2 separate regions of the Homo sapiens genome follow, and region 1 is linked to region 2. Evidence: chromatin contacts called from ENCODE Hi-C or POLR2A ChIA-PET data. All regions are on one chromosome and are shown on one strand. Each heading gives the region's core, a stretch centred on a gene start or an enhancer-like site at or near the end of the contact. The rest is flanking DNA. Distances are from core to core; before and after follow the strand shown. Region 1 has its middle 24 kb from the start of SFRP5. Region 2 holds the start of PI4K2A (phosphatidylinositol 4-kinase type 2 alpha).

Evidence for each region. A loop is a pair of places that touch in the nucleus more often than their neighbours do. ChIA-PET counts read pairs that join two places held with the same protein, here RNA polymerase II (POLR2A). Pooled maps may share reads with other maps.
Region 1: a pooled map shows a loop between it and region 2 (5-fold over the local background). The contact joins the enhancer-like site here to the promoter of PI4K2A in region 2. A Hi-C loop is called at or near these places in 5 of 50 pooled maps. POLR2A ChIA-PET finds 5 or more read pairs at or near these places in 2 of 52 experiments (B cell and BJ).

The regions. Positions count from the first base shown.
Region 1 is chr10:97,792,663-97,798,345 of GRCh38, forward strand. No RefSeq gene overlaps it. Among named protein-coding and RNA genes, the nearest start is that of SFRP5, 24 kb to the left of the region's middle. Within about 2 kb of position 4,174, at least 2 of the 41 ENCODE cell types and tissues checked have a DNase peak (open chromatin) inside an H3K27ac peak, as active enhancers do.
Region 2 is chr10:97,638,729-97,644,788 of GRCh38, forward strand. It overlaps PI4K2A (phosphatidylinositol 4-kinase type 2 alpha), which reads left to right and starts at 1,943. Exons shown (of 9, transcript NM_018425.4): 1 at 1,943-2,449. The coding sequence starts at 2,015. RefSeq lists silencers at 685-868, 2,033-2,262.

The DNA.
Region 1 (5,683 bases), core at 2,924-5,423, 160 kb after region 2:
AGCAGCTGGGGACCCATGTCTACACTGCTCACCCAGATGGCCAGGTGGAATTGAGGTGGAGCAAGTCCGTGAGTCTGTGGGTGGGAACTGCCTCCTCCACTATGCCCCTCTCAGCCATGGGCTCCTATTGTCACCAGAAATCACCACAGGTCATCATAAGGACCTGGCCATGACAGCAGGGAGGACGTTTAGTCCACTAGTCACCTGCAGGATTATCCATGGAACTAATTCACTGGAGCACCTGGAGTCACACAGGCCTGGCTTGTGGCCTGGCTCAGTCACTTATCACCTGTGTGACCTTGGCTAAGATGCTTAAATTCTCTGTTTTGTCATCTGCAAAGCAGTAATAAAGATTCCTACATAGTGCGAGGACTGTGGTGTGTTCATCCTCTTGCAGCGCTACCTCTTGCCAGCTGACGTGTTGCGCTCACATACATTTGTTTTTTATTGCTGCTGAAACAAATTACAAATGTGTGTTACTTTAGCATTTAAAGCAACGCACATTTATTAGCGCACAGTCTCTGTGGGTTGGGAGTCCAGGCCTGGGTTACCTGGGTCCTTTGCTCAGGGTCTCACAAAGCTGCAGTCAAAGTGTCAGCCAGGTCCAGGCACGGTGGCTCACGCCTGTAATCCCAACAGTTTGGAAGGCCAAGGTGGGTGGATCACTTGAGGTCAGGAGTTTGAGACCAGCCTGGCCAACATGGTGAAACCTCATCTGTACTAAAAATACAAAAGTTAGCCAGGTGTGGTGGCATGCACCTTTAGTCCCAGCTACTTGGGAGACAGGCAGGAGAATTGCTTAAACCCAGGAGGCAGAGGTTGCAGTGAGATGAAATCGCACCACTGCACTCCAACCTGGGTAACAGAGTGAGATTCCATCTCAAACGAAACAAAACCCAACATGTCAGCCAGGGTAGGGTCATCTGAGACTTGGGAGCTTCTTCCAAACTTCCTAGGTTTTGGCAGAATTAATTTCCTTGCAGATGTAGAACTGCTTCTTGCCTCCCTTCCTCCCTCCCTCCCTTCCTTCTTCCCCTTTCTTCCTCTCTTCCTTCTTCCCTTTCTTCCTCCCATCCTTCCTTCCCTTTCTTTTATTTCATATAAAGATGAAGTCTCGAAATCCTGAGCTCAAGCAATCCTCCTGCCTTGGCCTCCCAAAGTGCTGGGATTATAGGTGTGAGCCACCACGCCCAGCCCAACCTCTTTAAGATCCTTCCTTCCTCTCTTCCTTTCCTTCCTTCCTTCCTTCTTTCCTTCCTTCCTCTCTCTTTTTCTTTATTTCTTCTTCCTCTTCTTCTTCTTCTTCTTTTTTTTTTTTTTAAGAGATGAGGTCTTGCTATGTTGCCCAGGCTGTTCTCGAACTCCTGGGCTCAAGTGATCCTCCCACCTTGGCCTCCCACAGTGCTGGGATCACAGGCGTGAGCCACTGCACCAAGGCCTGCATCTTCTTCTTGAAGACTGTGTCTTCAAAGCCAGCTGGAGAGCTCTCTCTGAGGTGTCACCATCTTTAAAAAGGCTCACCTGATTAGGTCAGGCCTACCCAGGATCATCTCACTTTCTATTAACTTAAAGTCAACTGATTATAACATTCCATATTTGCTGGTCCCACCCAGACTAAGGAAGAAGAGATCATACAGGCCATGCATAGTCAGGGTAGGAATCCTGGAGGCTATTTTAGAATTATCAGTATGACAAAAATTATTTTCACTAATAACCATGTAATAATCAGTAATAATTATTTTTAAACAACTTGTTCTTTCATTTTGAAACAAATAAACACAAAGAAAATGTCAACTTTAAACATACTGTTCAAATTCAGTAAAATGTTTTGTGTATAAACAAATGTTGTATTTACCAGACAAAAGCATTCATACTTAACATCATGGTTATCCATTTTAAACACAAAACAAACCTCCATAGAGTGGTGCCATAGAATGACAGAATTGAAGAAACTCAAATTCTGTTTTTTTTCATACTCAATAGACTATAATTTTTTATTTTGAATAAAATAAAATAAAAATAATAAAAAATGAACTAAATAAATAAAATACCCTTTAAATGCAGGAATGTGTAGTACTGTATGATTTGGGGACACAAACTGCACTTGAAGCCAGCTGGAATGATTCTTTTTTTTTTTTTTGAGATGGAGTCTCCCTCCGTCACCTAGGCTGGAGTGCAGTGGTGCGATCTCCGCTCAATGCAACCTCCGCCTCCCAGGTTCAAGCGATTCTCCTGCCTCACCCTCCCTGAGTAGCTGGGACTACAGGTGTAGTCTGTAGTCTGTAGACCATGCCTGGCTAATTTTTTTGGTATTTTTAGTAGAGATGGGGTTTCACCATGTTGGCCAGGCTGGTCTCGAACTCTTGACTTCAGGTGATCCACTCACCTCAGCCTCCCATAGTGCTCAGATTACAGGCGTGAGCCACCATGCCCGGCCCAGCTTGAATGATTCTCAACTGTTAGGAACTTACCCTACAAATACACAGGTGGGAAACAAGCAAGGTGCCCTTCAATAAGTAAATGGTAAATTGTGGTACATCCATGCAATGGAGTGTTATTCAGTGAGCAAAAGAGATAAGATACACTGTCAAACTATGAAAAGATACTGACGAACCTCAGATGCATGGTACTAAGGGGAAAAGCCCATCTGAAAAGGCCGTATGCTGTGTGGTTCCAACTACAGTGCATGACATTCTGGAAAAGGCAAAGCTATGGAGACAGCAAAAAGATCAGTGGTTGCCAGGAGCTGGGGGAGGGAGGGATGAATAGGTGGATGGCAGACGATTTTTAAGACAGTGAAACTATTCTGTGTGATACTATAATGACGAGTAATATCATTACATGGTCAAAACCCATAGAATGTACAAAGCTTTTGCTGGTCATTAGTGAACTCTAATGTAAACTATGGATTTTCATTAACAACAGTGTATCAGTATTGGTTCACCAATTGTAACAAATGTACCACTGTAGTGTAAGATGTTAATATTAAGGGAAACTACCCGCACTCAATTTTTCTATAAATCTAAAACTGCTCTAAAAATGAAGTTTACTAATTAAAAATATATCACAAGCATAGCTAAGTCAGCGTGTGTCTAAGGCTGCCCGAATAACCGAGAGCTTTCTAAATTAACTGTCATGTAGAATATGATGCTTATGAAAGAATAAATCACGAAAGTGTGCTAATTGGAAGTTAACTTGTATGAAAGCCCAGCAGTATAACCACGTCACTTGTTTAGAACTTAGACCAATGAAGGATTTTTTAGGGAAGGGTATTTTATCACTGATATACCTTAAAGGAATTGCTTGGTGAGAATAGCATGTAGATGGCCCCTTGGTTTGTTTTACTGATGTTTCCAATTGTCTACCAGCACACTCCCATATTGCCTGCACCTGGGAGGGCCCACTCCCAGCGCCCTGCTCTCAGCGCCCCCTGCCAGCAATCCAGGTGTTCTTTCCATACTCAGTGCGTCCCTGGATGCTGCATCCCATCTCACAGGACCTTGTTAATGGGCAGAAGAGAACTGTTTCTTTTCTCATGTCCCTTTTTAACTTTTTATTTTTAATAGGCTTAATTTTTTTAGAGCAGTTTTCGGTTCACAGCAACATTGAGAGGAAGGTAGAGAGATTCCCCATATACCCGCTGCCCTCCCAACATGCACAGCCTCCCCCATTATCCATACCGCTCACCAGAGTGGTACGTGTGTTACAACTGATGAGCTTACATGGGCACACCATCATCTCCCAAAGTCCATGGTTTTCATTACGGTTTGCTCTTGGTGTTGTACATTCTATGGGTTTGGATAAATGTCTAATGACACGCATCCACCATTATAGTATCATACAGAATAGTTTCATTGTCTTAAAAATCCTCTGTGCTCCACCTATTCACCCCTCTCTCTCCACTAACCCCTGACAACACTGATCTTTTTACTGTCTTCACCATTTTTCCTTTTCCAGAATGTCATATAGTACATAGCCTTTTCAGACTGGCTTATTTTACTTAGTAATACACATTTAAGCTTCCTCTATGTCTTTTCATGACTTGGTAGCTCGTTTTTTTTTTCTTGTTGAATAACAAGATTGCATTGATTGGCCACAGTTTACCTATCCTCTGTGTCTTTTTTTAAGAGCAAGAAAGCATTTCCTAGAAGTCTCCCCAGCTGACTTCCTGTCATGTCTCATCGGACAGAATCAAGTCACATGCTCCTTCCTAAGCCAGTTGCTGGCAAGGGGAAAGACGTTACCATGAGTGACCAAGTATCAGTCCTGGGACAAGGAGAGTCCAGCCTTCTCTGAAGTTCTGACAACCTAATACATGAAAAAAATTCTTGCAAGGGCTATTTAGTGAGGATGGAGTCAGGAAATGGCTGTTGGGTGGGTAACCAATAATGTTTGCTTCGGCAACCACATTTTTTTTTTTTTTGAGACAGGATCTTATTCTGTTGCCCAGGCTGGAGTGCAGTGGTGTGATGTAGCTCACTGCAACCTTGAACTCCTGGGCTCAAGTGATCCCCCTACCTCAGCCTCCCAAATAGCTGGGACTACAGGCACACACCATCATGCCCAGATAATTTATTTATTTACTTTTGTGGAGACGGGGGTCTCATTGTGTTGTCCAGGCTGGTCTTAAACTCCTGGCCTCAAGCGATCCTCCTGCCTTGGCATCCCAAAGTGCTATGCTCAGCCTACATCTTTTTTAAAGATAAAATTTAATTTTTCTGCTTATAAAATGCATTTTAGAAAATCTGAAAACTACATAAAGTAAAATAAAACTCACCAATAATCTCAACTTCTGGTGATTATTATTGTTAGCACTGTGCAGTATCCATCTCTTTCTTGATTTTTTTCTCTATTTACTTGCAGTGACACATAGAATGAGATATTAAGTCAGGACTCTTTCTCTTCCAGTATTGACTGAGGCACGAAGACAAAGGTGCCACATGCAGAAGGAGCTGTGGGCAGCACACTGTGGTTGAGAACTGGGGAGATGGCAAAACGGGGTCAGGATCTGGAGATTTGGGAGAAATTTGAGAGAATTTCTTTGTAGAAGGCTATGCTGTGAGTCCCAACCCCTTAGTGCCAACCTGTGAGGGAGGGAGGTTACCCCTCCCCTCAAGCCTGATAAGATGGGCTACAAGGAAACCCCTTGGAGGAGCCTAGGGTGTGTCTCTTGGAGTTTGGGAGGCTCAAGGATCATGACATGAACCCAAGGAGTCTAATGGGAAGGGCTTTGGCTTTCAGCCTGAAAAGGTGTAGCAAAGACAGCAAGTGAAAAAAAACCTGTGTTGGGAGCCAGCTCCTCTTCTATGGATGGTGAAGCAAAGGAGGTGTGCATGTTCTCTGTGGACCAGATGAGGCCATGAGTGAGGGAGATGCAGTCTAGAGCTGCTTTAGTTTCATTCCACTGGAACCACCTGGAAGGGTGGTGGGATTCCAACTGAGGGTCAGGGTGACTGGGCCACAGGAAATCAGACACTCTGGGGAGAAACAGTTAAGTGCACTTGAAACCTTCAGAGGCTCTTAGGATCTCTCTTAGATCTGAATTCTGTTCTCCCAGGCTTCCTCAGACCCCTCCCATAGGTACCTCTTTGCACCTTTCCCATCTGGTTTCCTATCCCGGTCCTTGCATATACTCCTCTCTACTGCCCAAGGTAACAGAGTACCAACCCCCATGCCCCTTCCT
Region 2 (6,060 bases), core at 693-3,192:
TCATGAATAATAATGTACTGAGCACCTACTGTGTCTAGACACTGAGATTTAACAGTGTGAGTAAAAGCAATGGACTCTTACCTCGTGGTAAGAACTTCTTAGGCTCATGGGACCATATTTTTCTTCAATTAACAAATAAGCATTGAGCAGCTGGGCCAGGCACAGTGTAAGATATTAATTGGCTATGTATTATTCTTTGTATCACAAGTTTGTATCTTCACAGGAACTTGAAGATAATGGGTGAGGCAGCGAGTCAGGAATAAAATGTCTTAACAATTGCCCCTGGGTTTTCCTAGGAACTCCTTAAAAAAATTAATTTTTAAAAAATAGATGGAGTCTTGCTATGTTGCCCAGGCTGGCCTTGAATTCCTATAAGGTTGAGAAGGAAAGATAGCTTAGAGCAGTCTGAGCTCTGTGTGATGTATGCACAGTCTATTGGCTCAAAGACATGAGTATGGGACTTCAGTCATGCCTTCCACACCCACACTCTGGGGCAATGGTTTCTTTCTTTCTTTCTTTCCTTTCTTTCCTTCCCTTTCTTTTCTTTATTTCTTCCTGCCCCTCTCCCTCTCCCTTTCTTTCTTTCTCTTTCTCTCTTTTTCTTTCTTTCTTGACAGAGTTTCTCACTGCAACCTCTGCCTCCTGGGTTCAAGCGATTCTCCTGCCTCAGCTTCCCGAGTAGCTGAGATTATAGGCATGTGCCACCATGCCCGGCTAATTTTGTATTTTTAGTAGAGACAGGGTTTCTTCATGTTGGTCAGGCTGGTCTTGAACTCCCGACCTCAGGTGATCCGCCTGCCTCAGCCTCCCAAAGTGCTGGGATTACAGGCGTGAGCCACTGTGCCTGGCGGGTTTTTTTCTTTTAAAAATTTTTTATTTTTTGGCTGCACTGTGGGTGGTTCACACCTGTAATCCCCCAGCACTCTGGGAGACTGAGGGAGGAGGATCGCCTGAGGCCAGGAGTTCAAGACCAGCCCAGGCAACATAGAGATAACCTAACTCTAAAAAAATAATAATAATATTTTAAAAAGAAATCTTCAGGGCTTCCTAGGAAAACCTGGAGGCAATTGTTAAGACATTTTATCCTGACTGGCTACTTCACCCATTACCTTCAAGTTCCTGCGAACTTGAAGTGTAACCTGACATTGTTACATCTACATTGGAAGTATGTTAGGTCAACTGAGATACGAATTTGGGATACAAAGTACAATGTATAGCCAATCTATAACTTGTTATTTTAATGTAAATTCTTGGTAAACAAGTTAGGAACTGCCTCTTTTCCTTTAAAAACCTACTTCCAGGCCAAGCGCAGTGGCTCACACCTGTAATCCCAGCACTTTGGGAGGTCGAGGTGGGCAGATCACTTGACCTCTGTCGTTTTTTTTTTGGAGACTGATCACTCTGTCTCAAAAAAAAAAAAAAAACAAACCCAAAAAACAAACCCCCCGCCCCAAAAAAAACGTTTCATCGAGGTAGAGCAGCAGCTTTGTTTCTTTGCTTCACTGCTGTCTCCCTAGCACTTAGAACATAGTACGTGCTCAATAAATGAATGAGTGCCTGACTGAATGAATGAGGATACATAGATGAGATTCCTCCAATCTCACAGCCGGTTCAGAGTAGGCACTCAATGAGTGACTGACAGGATAGTTGCTGTTTTGAAAGCGCCCAAGTCCAGTAAGCCAATTGGAAGCTAAGCGTGGCGCTGGTATAGTAGGGGCAGGGGGCGTGCCTGACCCAAGGTTGGGTCCTGGAGCATGCGCAGTCTTCACAGAAGGTGACGGGGAGAAAAATGCGGAGGCAGCGATTGCGTAGGAGCAGGTTCTGATTGGCTACTGTTCGCGCGCGAGGGGCCGTGCCTATTCGTAGCCAAGTAAACAGGGCAGGTTAGAGGCGGGGCCAAGGAGGCGTCGCGACCTGGTTGGCCGGCCGGGGCCTGGGGGATGTCACGGATTGGTCGCGGCCGCGAGCGCAGTGGTGTGGAGCGCGCCGGGTCCCGGAGCCGGCTGTCTGAGGGATGGACGAGACGAGCCCACTAGTGTCCCCCGAGCGGGCCCAACCCCCGGACTACACCTTCCCGTCGGGCTCGGGCGCTCACTTTCCGCAGGTGCCCGGGGGCGCGGTCCGAGTGGCGGCGGCGGCCGGCTCGGGCCCCTCTCCGCCGGGCTCGCCGGGCCACGACCGCGAGCGGCAGCCACTGTTGGATCGGGCCCGGGGCGCGGCGGCCCAGGGCCAGACCCAAACCGTGGCGGCGCAGGCCCAGGCTCTGGCCGCTCAGGCCGCGGCGGCAGCCCACGCCGCTCAGGCCCACCGCGAGCGGAACGAGTTCCCGGAGGATCCTGAGTTCGAGGCGGTGGTGCGGCAGGCCGAGCTGGCCATCGAGCGCTGCATCTTTCCCGAGCGCATCTACCAGGGCTCCAGCGGAAGCTACTTCGTCAAGGACCCTCAGGGGGTGAGTGCGGGGGTGGGGACCGCCGCCGCGGGCTGAGGGCCGGCGGCGCTCCTGGGGAGTTGGGGGCTTCGCACAGCCAGAGGGAAAAGGGAGAAACTTCACAGTACCAGCCCCTGGCAGGATTTAGGGATGCCACTGAGGACTGGAGCTGGGGACGCTCTGCGGAATGGAGAAATAAATCAGAACCTACTTGGTGGGGGAGGAGTGAGCGGAAAATGAAAAGAGGAAATTGACCAGATACGGGCCGGGGGCTCAGCGGTGTGGTGGGGCAATCCGCCGCTGGACAGAGACTGCTTTCTAGTAGGGTACTTAGCTTCACACTACTGGGACAGCTATTCGGCCGCCGACTTGCAGATTTGGGGCTTTAGGCCTGTTCTCTCTTTTTGGACCGACCGAACCAGTGTGTCGCTGTTCACGGAGGAGGATGGGTGACCTATCAGGGGATCTGAGAATTCAGTTCCAGCCTTCTATGTTGTGGGGGATGTCCCCTGCCACCGTCCCAGCTCTTATTAACAGACGTTGAAGAAAGAATGGGCGGACTCACCAGTTTCATCTGCCCTGGGTATTGCTCACTTCTGGGAAAGGGTTCAAATACTTTTTGACGACTCCAAAGTTTAGATAGAACTTGGAGTTTTAGAAACATGGGGCCATCAGCTACTTTTTCTTTCATTTCTCTCCCAGGGCTATCAACAGCCTGCTTTTCAACTAAGGCAGAGCGTTTGCCGACCTTTATTTTGTCCCCTGCCTGTATATAAAGGGGGATGGTTATAGGATGGGGCATGGAGTGACCAGGGTATCTGAGAAGTGACCTTTATCCTTTTGAGAACTGCAGAATTTAAGAAATACCAAGTCTTCCCTGTTTTCAGGGAAGTTTCAGGGAAATTTTCAGGTGTGCTGCAATGGGTCATTGGAAAGATGTATTGTTATTTAAATTATGGGTGTCAAAGTTTCCTCAGATTTTCCCTGACATCTCTCCTGTGTGAACTCTTTAGATGGCCAGGGTGCTGTTTTAATAGGAGTCCTGAGTGGCCAGGACGGGCTGTTACTTGTAGCTCTTGGTTCGGCTCATTGAATGATCTAGTTATTCACTCAGAGTTTGAGTCGTCCCTGAATTAATCAAGAATTAGAGAACAATTCTGCCATGAACTCAGTTTCTCAGTTTACATAAACTGAGTTGGGGAAAGCTTTGCGAGTAATAAGTCTTTCGAAGTTTCTTTTTCTTTTTTTTTTTCTTTTTTTTTTGAGACAGAGTCTTGCTCTGTCGCCAGGCTGGAGTGCAGTGGCGCGATCTCAGCTCACTGCAGCCTCCGCCTCCCAGGTTCAAGCAATTATCCTGCCTCAGCCTCCTGAGTGGCTGGGACTACAGGCGTGCACCACCACACCCAGCTAATTTTTGTATTTTTAGTAGAGACCATGTTGGCCAGGATGGTCTCGATCTCTTGACCTTGTGATCTGCCCACCTCGGCCTCCCAAAGCGCTGGGATTACAGGCGTGCCACCGCGCCCGGCCTCCAAGTTTCTTAAATAAAAGAGCTTGCAAGCTCAAGTGGGAACCATCATTTCTAGAAGCAAAGAAATGTGAGTGCCCTGAGGTTTAAATGTCAGCCAGAGGCTTGCTTGCTTTCTCTTTCTTCCTTCCTTCCTTCCTTCCTTCCTTCCTTCCTTCCTTCCTTCCTTTCTTTCTTTCTTTTTCTTTCTTTCTTTCTTTCTTCCTTCCTTCCTTCCTTCCTTCCTTCCTTCCTTCCTTCCTTTCTTTCCTTTCTTTCTTTCTCTTTCTTTCTTTTTCTTTCTTTCTTTCATTCATTCTCTCTTTCTCGTCTTTCTTTCTTTCAGAGAAGGTCTCACTCTGACACCCAGGCTGGAGTGCAGTGGTGCAGTCTCACTGCTCACTGCAGCCTTGACATCCAGGGCTCAAGGTCCTCCCACTCAGCTTCCGAGTAGCTGGGACTACAGGCACGCACCACCACACCCGGCTAAAAATTATTTTTCATGGAGACAAGAGTCTCGCCATGTTGCCCTGGTTGGTCTCAGACTCCTGGCTTCAAGCAGTCATCCTCTTGCCTCAGCCTCCCAAAGTGCTGGGATTACAGGTGTGACCCACCATGCCTGTCCTTTTTTTGTGGGCAGAGGGTATTTTTAGTTTGTTGGCAAATGTAAGAAGGGGCTAAGATTATCTTTGATAGGTACAGGAGAAGGAGGAATATTTTTGTTTTTCTTTCATGACACTGTTAGAGCTGCATTGGAAGTGGGTTAGGTCAGCTGAGAAGTGAGCTGGTGCTTTGACAGATGGAAGTAATACGATCTCTTAATTCTACCTGGCAGGTAAAGTACTACCATCTCAGTACATAGGCCACAGAGAAGGACAGACCATAGGTATGTTACTTGGTGATTTAGGGATTCCAGTCTCTAAAATTTCCTGGCCACTATCCTTTCTCATAGGGGAAGTCCAAACACAGATGCCCTGACAAAACTTTTTGACGTACTCATACTGCTTCCAGTGAAGAAAATGTGATTTAGAACAAAGGGCACTTTCTAAATGCTTGCGGTGGGTTAGACTGGCCCACAGACTTACTGTAGTTGGAATTGTCATCTTTGGCTCTCCTCCAAATGTATTTACTTTATTAAACAAATACTTACATAGCATTTACTATATTCCTTTAAGTGCTTTACAAATAATAACTCACTTAATCTTTATAACCACCCTTGGAGGTAGGTACTGTTATTATCCCCGCAGGTGACAACACAAGCCCATGGTATAACAAATTTTTCCAAGGTCTCACACCTAGTAAGTGGTAGAGGCAGGATTGGGCCAAGGCGGGTTGGCTGTGGAGTTCATGTTCTCACCACTATCCTTTGCTCCCTCAGAGTCAGTCATCAGAATTTCCATATTCTGGACAGGTGCGGTGGCTCACGCCTGTACTCTCAGCACTTTGGGAGGCCGAGGCAGGCGCATCACTGGAGGTCAGGAGTTCGAGACCAGCCTGGTCAACATGGTGAAACCCCATCTCTACTAAAAATACAAAAATTAGCCGAGCACTGTGGCAGGCACTTGTAATCCCAGCTACTCGGGAGGCTGAAGCAGGAGAATTGCTTGAGCCTGGGAGGTGGAGGTTGCAGTGAGCCGAGATCGTACCACTGCACTCCAGCCTGGGCGACAGAGTGAGACTCCGTCTCAAAAACAAAACAAAAGAAAAGAATTTCTAAATTCTCTTCTCAGCTACTATATTGGTTAGTATTGAATTTGACTATATGTGACAGATATTTTAAAATAATGATGACTTGAAAAAAGGTTCATTTACACCTCATGTAAAAGAAGTCTATAGGCTAGCTGCTCAGGCATGCTCAGGGCTGGCATGACATTTCACTTTATTGGAGACATAGGGTTCTTCCTGCCAGCTGATCAGCCATCTTTAGGATATGGCTTCTACTACATGGTCCAAGATGGCCGCTCAAGCTGCAAACATCTTGTCTGCTTTTCAGCCATTTGGAAGAAGGAAAGGGAGAGGGTGAATATGCCCCCATCCTTTAAGGCACTTCGTAGAAGTTGTAGGAGACTCTTCTACTTACATTCCATTGTCTAAAACTTAGCTGTAGTAGTGGCTGGGAACTATA